Linked DNA regions of Homo sapiens: region 1 is linked to region 2. A link is a contact called in ENCODE Hi-C data. All regions are on one chromosome and are shown on one strand. Each heading gives the region's core, a stretch centred on a gene start or an enhancer-like site at or near the end of the contact. The rest is flanking DNA. Distances are from core to core; before and after follow the strand shown. Region 1 overlaps TMTC1 (transmembrane O-mannosyltransferase targeting cadherins 1). Region 2 holds the start of TMTC1 (transmembrane O-mannosyltransferase targeting cadherins 1).

Region 1 (3,213 bases), core at 664-3,163, 140 kb before region 2:
ATTAAACATTGAATAATTATCCCGTACGCCTTCCTAGGTGCTAAAGGGTAGTATGATCTAGCCTCTGCCTTCCACAACAGCATTTTCGCTGCATTGCTGGTGAGAACACACACACATTACATAGTTGAGAACAGTGTAATATTAATATCAAACTTCAATGGAGTTCTAAGAAATGATAGATTAATGAGAAATGGAAGATGAAGGGAAGACATCCTAGAATCTCCACAGAATTTAAGTAGGTGGAGAGATGGGAGATAGTCCAGGCAGGGCCACCCAAGAGTAATAGCTTCAAATTGTAAATAAACATGACATTTTTAAAGAACAGTTATGAGTACAGGATTAGACATGTATAATATAAAAATGATAAAAATTACTACCAGTAGAAAGTCTAAAATAAAATATCATGTCAAATGTCAGTGAGGATGAGCAATTAGAACTTTGAAATCCTACTATAAATTGATTAAACCACTTTGCAGAACTGTAGGCAGTTTCATGAAAGCAAAATAAATGCATATTTCATGAACTAGCAATTCCACTCCTAAGCAATTCCACCCAACAGCATTGGACACAAGTGTTTACCAAAAGACATTTAGAAGATTGTTCATAGCAGGACTTTTCTTAATAGCGCCAAACTGGAGACAACTCACATATCCATCTACAATAAAATGCATACATACATTATGGAATATCCATGTGATGGAAATCAATTCAGCAATGAGAATGAATGCAACAACATGGAGGAACCTCACAATGGTAATGTGGAACAAGCACAGAAGACACAAAAGAAAAGGAAATCAAGAAAAACCATCTATAGACAACGATATATGACTGGAAGCAGGACCTGAGCTCCAGGAAACAAGGCTGGTACTAGAAAGCCACAGGCAATCCCCCAGTGGAATGGATCATGTAAAAGCCAGCAAAGTAGAAGGTGCTAGATAAGTGCTATGCCCCCATGGGGCATTCCGGGGCCGAGACCCATCAGTAGTCCTGAACACTTGCTGCTTCAGCACCTGGGACCCATAGAGATAGTGAGACTATTTCCAAACACCCGATGAAAGAAGAAAAGAGAGCCAAGCAACTCCGACAAGCTTCTCATTGTGTTCTGTTAAAGTTCCTCTGGCTTACAAGGATGAATGGTCCAATTAACCGAGCTCAATTAAAGGCGGAGACTATTTTTAAAATTCCCAGAAGAGACGTATGGTGAGATCACGGCAGACAGGAGGCAGGAACAGATGCAGCTGTGGACAGAGCAGCGAGGGGGGGCTCACATTGTGAATTTTAGCTCCAGATTGATTGCAAGAACAAATCAGCAATCCCAAGAGGACCCACAGACCCTCTTAAGGACCCAGGAGACCCCCCACAAAACTGTGAATGCCCCAACAGTGGAAGTGGGAAAGGGAGACCCTCCTCTCCCAAACACGTCCCCCACAACTGGAGAAGCTGAAGGTCTGTTTGTGGGAGAAGTTTCTGACTTTACCTGGAGCTGAGTCAATTTGGAGAGCCAAGTGAAATACTGGGGTAGAGGAAGCAGCAGAAAGGCCCTGGGAGCTCGCGGGCTCCCCTGGCAGGCCGTTCCTGCCTGGAACCACAGGGATCCAATGGGAGAGAAGCAGGGGATAAAACTACACAGAGAGAAGGAAATCTCTAGCTGAACTTTGTAACAGTTTGAACGGGGTGAGAAGCCTCCTGGCCAGAACTCGGGGGAGGGTGCAAATCTGATGTGCAGACTCCACAGGCTAGGGAAGAACCAAGCCCTTTTCTTATGCAGCTGGGAGGCAGACAGCCTCATATCGCTTACGGTCTGGGGGTTGTTGAGGGGGGCATGGTGGGAGTGAGACCAGCCCTTCGGTTTGTGTGGGAGCTGGGTGAGGCCTGTGACTGCCGGCTTTCCCCGGCTTCCCTGACAACCTGCATGACTCAGCAGAGGCAGCCGTAATCCTCCTACATACACAATTCCAGTGACCTAGGAATCTCACTCCCAGCCCCCACAGCAGCCACAGCAAGACCCGCCCAAGGAGGGTCTGAGCTCAGATATGCCCAGCCCTACCCCCACCTGATGGTCCTTCCCTACCCATCCTGGTAGCAAAAGACAAAGGGCATATACTCTTGGGAGTTCTAGGGCCCTGCCCACCATCGGTCCCTCCCTATACTAGCACAGATGAAGCTCTCTGGAAAGCACCACCTCCTGGTAGGAGGCCAACCAGCACAAAAATAGAGCATTAAACCACCAAAGCTAAGAACCCTCATGGAGTCCATTGCACACCCCAGCCACCTCCACTGGAACAGACACTAGTATCCATGGCTGAGAGACCCATAGACGGTTCATATCACAGGACTCTGTAGACAACCCCTGGTACTAGCCCAGAGCCCAGTAGATTCAATGGGTGGCTAGATCCAGAAGAGAGACAATAATCACTGCAGTTTGGCTCACAGGAAGCCACATCCATAGGAAATGGGGGAGAGTACTTCATCAAGGGAACACACCGTGGGACAAAAGAATCTGAACAACAGCCTTCAGCCCTAGACCTTCCCTCTGACAGCACCTACCCAAATGAGAAGGAACCAGAAAACCGACCCTGATAATATGACAAAACAAGGCTCTTCAATACCCCCCCAAAAAAATCACACTAGTTCACCAGCAATGGATCCAAACCAAGAAGAAATCCCTGATTTACCTGGAGAAGAATTCAGGAGGTTAGTTATTAAACTAATCAGGGAGGGACCAGAGAAAGGCAAAGCCCAATGCAAGGAAATCCAAAATATGATACAAGAAGTGAAGGGAGAAATATTCAAGGAAATAGCTTAAGAAAAAGCAATCAAAACTTCAGGAAACTTTGGATACATGTTTAGAAATGTGAAATGCCTTGGAAGTTCTCAGCAATATAATTGAACAAGTAGAAGAAGAAATTCAGAGCTCAAAGACAAGGTCTTCGAATTAATCCAATCCAACAAAGACAAAGAAAAAAGAATAAGAAAATATGAACAAAGCCTCCAAGAAGTCTAGGATTATGTTAAATGACCAAACCTAAGAATAATCAGTGTTCCTGAGGAAGAAGAGGATTCTAAAAGCTTGGAAAACATATTTGGGGGAATAATCGAGGAAAACTTGCCTGTCCTTGCTAGAGATCTAGACATCCAAACACAAGAAGCACAAAGAACACCGGGAAATTCATCACAAAAAGATCTTTGCCTAGGCACGTTGTCATCAGGTTA
Region 2 (2,950 bases), core at 207-2,706:
ATAGCGCACCAATATTATTTCAACAGTTTTGACCGGCGCGTTAAAATGAACTTCAATGCTGAGCCACATTATAAAGGGTTGAGTCAAGCTCCTGATTGTGTAAGATAGCATTTCCCTTAAATGAGCACTTCTCTTCTTTCCTCAGAAGCTAGGCTTCTTTTCAAATTAAAGAAAATACTCCACCCCTCAAAAACCTGGCATATTCTCGGTTCCCTTTACGCTTATTCACACCAGAAACGCTGAATCATGACTCCGAGGTTGTAAAAGAAAAACTATTTCGGCTGGGGCCCCAGGGTCCCTGGAGAAGCCTAGGCTCTGCGTTACCTCTCTCTGCACCTTCTAAAGTCTAGATCCAGAGAAGTCTGGCAGATTGGAGAGCCTCTGGGAGCAGCCAAGGGTGCAAGGCGGGGGCTGGGGGGCTCGGGAGAGTTTTCTGCTCCCTCTCCTGAACCCACGCAGCCCTGTCAGCTCAAGGCTCCCGCCTCGTCTCATCTGAACGAAACCCTTAAGGGGCTGATACACTTCTCATCTGCAAAGCTGCCCAACAGCCTCCGAGAAATTCTCTACTTGGAAGCATCGCCACCACCGCCACCCCTCCGGAACCCTCTGGGTCCGCGCTAGTCCCACTTGGTCACGATCCGGCAGGCGAAGGGGTGCGGAGGCGGTTTCACCAGCCCGCTCCCAGCCCTGCCTCGAGAGAGAAGCCCGCTGAGAGGGCAGACAGTTGAGAAACTCGATCCCAACTCCCCAGCCGGCGCCTCCCGAACCGCCCCGAGAGCCCAGATTAGCCGGGCAGTGGATCCCGGAGCAAAGTGCCATGCACATCCTGGAGAGGAGGGAGGCGTGGAGGGAAAGGGCGGCAAAAATGAAATGCCCCCAAGTCAGTCCCGCAACTTCTCCCGGTCCGAGGGACGGGCGGAGGGTAGAGGAGGCAGCGGCGGCTAGCGCGAGGTGAGGGACTCACTTGAAGGTGAGGACGCAGAGCGGCCGGTAGGACTTGTGGCTGGTGTTCTCGGCCATGCCCTTGCCCCAGAAGTCGTTGGTGAAGATGCCCCAGCGGAGCGGGGCGCCGGGCCGCACGTCGGGGTTGTTCACGATCGCCCACACGTCGTCGTGCACGAACTCGCCCTGCAGGGAGCGGCCGTAGCACAGGCAGCTTGCCCCGGCCAGCAGCGCCGCGGCCCCGGCCGGCGCTAGCCCGCAGCCCCGCCGCCGGGAGGGTGTGCGGTCCCCGCCGCCGCCTCGGGCAGAGGTGGTCACCACCATCGCGCCGCCGCCGCCGCTGCTGCCCTGGCCTCTCCCGGGCGTCTGGCATCCTCCCCTACCGGGGCCCCGGCGGCGCGCGGCGTCTGCCCGGAGGGGGGCTCGGGCATGGTGCTGCGGCAGCTGGACCCGCCGCGAGCTCCCCGCGCTCCGCCGCCGCCTGCGCCGCGGAGTTGGCCCAGCTGCAAATAAACAGCAGTCCCCCCGCCTCCCCCGGCCATCGCCACCTCCTCCGCCCCACTGCGCATGCCCGCTCGCTCTCTCTTCCACCGCCCCCCAATCCCGGGACGCGGGCCGGTTCCCCCGCACAGCCCGGCGCCCTCTGCCCCCGGCCCGCCTTGCTTGCAGGTGGACCGGGGTTCGCGGCGCGCGGCTGCCCGGGAGCTGCGGGGAAGGACACCCCAGGTTCCCACTTGCGGTGTCCGGCTGTGCTCACCCCCACGCCCCCGCCCCCATCCTTCTCCCCCGAATGGGGCTGGGAAGGGGCACATCTGGCGGACCCCTCCCGGGGGACCCAGGAGGGTTTAGCAGGTGCGCAGTCTGGAACCCCCACACCCACCTTCCAGGGAGAAAAGTGCCGCTGCTTCCCGGGAAGTTCCCGGCTTTTCAGCACCCGGGACAACAGCAGCGGCGCCCGGAGAGACGCTCTCCACCCGCCCCGCGCTCGCGTCCAGTCGCCGGCTCTGTGCTCTCCTGCCCGGGCTTTCTCTCACCCGCCCGGCGCGGCGTCCCGCTTGGCGGAGGAACCCGCGGGGATAGGGAGCACCTTCCTCAAAGCCAGGAGAAGGGGTCTCCCTGGACAAGGACATCCTGCTCGCCCTGCCCGGGTGTGTTCAGAGGCGCCACCGGCTCTTTAACTTTACAGCCCCTTTCTTGGCCCGCACTTACAAAAAGTACCAGGTTCGAGTTTTGGTTTGGGCCTGGGAGCCGAATTGTCTTCTGAAACATTTCTTATTTTATTGTTTGCTCAAGATAATTTGGGAGATGCCAAGCAAACTACTTTTTCTATCTAGCTGGATCACTTGGGTCTCATTATTTCCTGGGCTGTGGGCGTGTTTGAACAGGGCGGGGAAGAAGGTGGGGATGGGGGGATGGGGAGGTGGGGGCGATTTGTATTAGGGCCTCTGGCTTTGGCTCCTAAACTTCCTGTCTTTCTGAAAGATTGTTTTCTTTTTTAAAATACTAATTTTAATAATATGTCCCAGAGTGATGATTACTAGAATTTCTCCAGGTCTGAAAATTCTATTTGTTCTTTCAGGCACCTTCTAAATTTCCATTGCTGAGTGTTAGAAGTTATCAGGAATTTGACACATCCAGATAGAAAAACTGAAAATAAAAAGTCACCCTTTTATTCTCATCCTCCCCAAACCCTTAAAAAGCTCACCGACATAATCCAGAAATTGTTCCTCTGCTATGAGTATTTGTGTGGCTCTTTACTATAACAACTTACTTTTTAAAAAATTTTAAGACATCTGAGCAGTTGAAAAGTCAATGAATTAAGATAAACTTATTGTAACTCAAAGTACGTTTCACCCATTTTCACTTTGTTTATTTGGTGACTTGAAATTAGTGACTGAGAAATGAAACTGGAAGTCCTGGACATGGATGTTTTCATTCTTCCATCAAAATCTTTCACGCTTGGTAACCTTAATATACCGACTTTAATATCTAGACACACCTGAGTCTA

What was found. Hi-C counts contacts between places; a loop is a spot of excess contacts on that map. Pooled maps may share reads with other maps.
Region 1: a map of heart left ventricle shows a loop between it and region 2 (2.6-fold over the local background). The contact joins the enhancer-like site here to the promoter of TMTC1 in region 2. A Hi-C loop is called at or near these places in 10 of 168 maps with a recorded cell type or tissue (HepG2, Right ventricle myocardium superior, cardiac septum and 4 more), 1 of 37 single-sample maps with no recorded cell type and 11 of 50 pooled maps.

What each region holds. Positions count from the first base shown.
Region 1 is chr12:29,639,083-29,642,295 of GRCh38, forward strand. All of the region lies in intron 5 of TMTC1 (transmembrane O-mannosyltransferase targeting cadherins 1), which reads right to left. Among named protein-coding and RNA genes, the nearest start is that of OVCH1, 140 kb to the left of the region's middle. RefSeq lists an enhancer at 1,081-1,631. Within about 2 kb of position 1,914, at least 15 of the 41 ENCODE cell types and tissues checked have a DNase peak (open chromatin) inside an H3K27ac peak, as active enhancers do; they include heart left ventricle and heart right ventricle, where a contact is called at or near this core.
Region 2 is chr12:29,782,486-29,785,435 of GRCh38, forward strand. It overlaps TMTC1 (transmembrane O-mannosyltransferase targeting cadherins 1), which reads right to left and starts at 1,457. Exons shown (of 18, transcript NM_001193451.2): 1 at 965-1,457. The coding sequence starts at 1,266.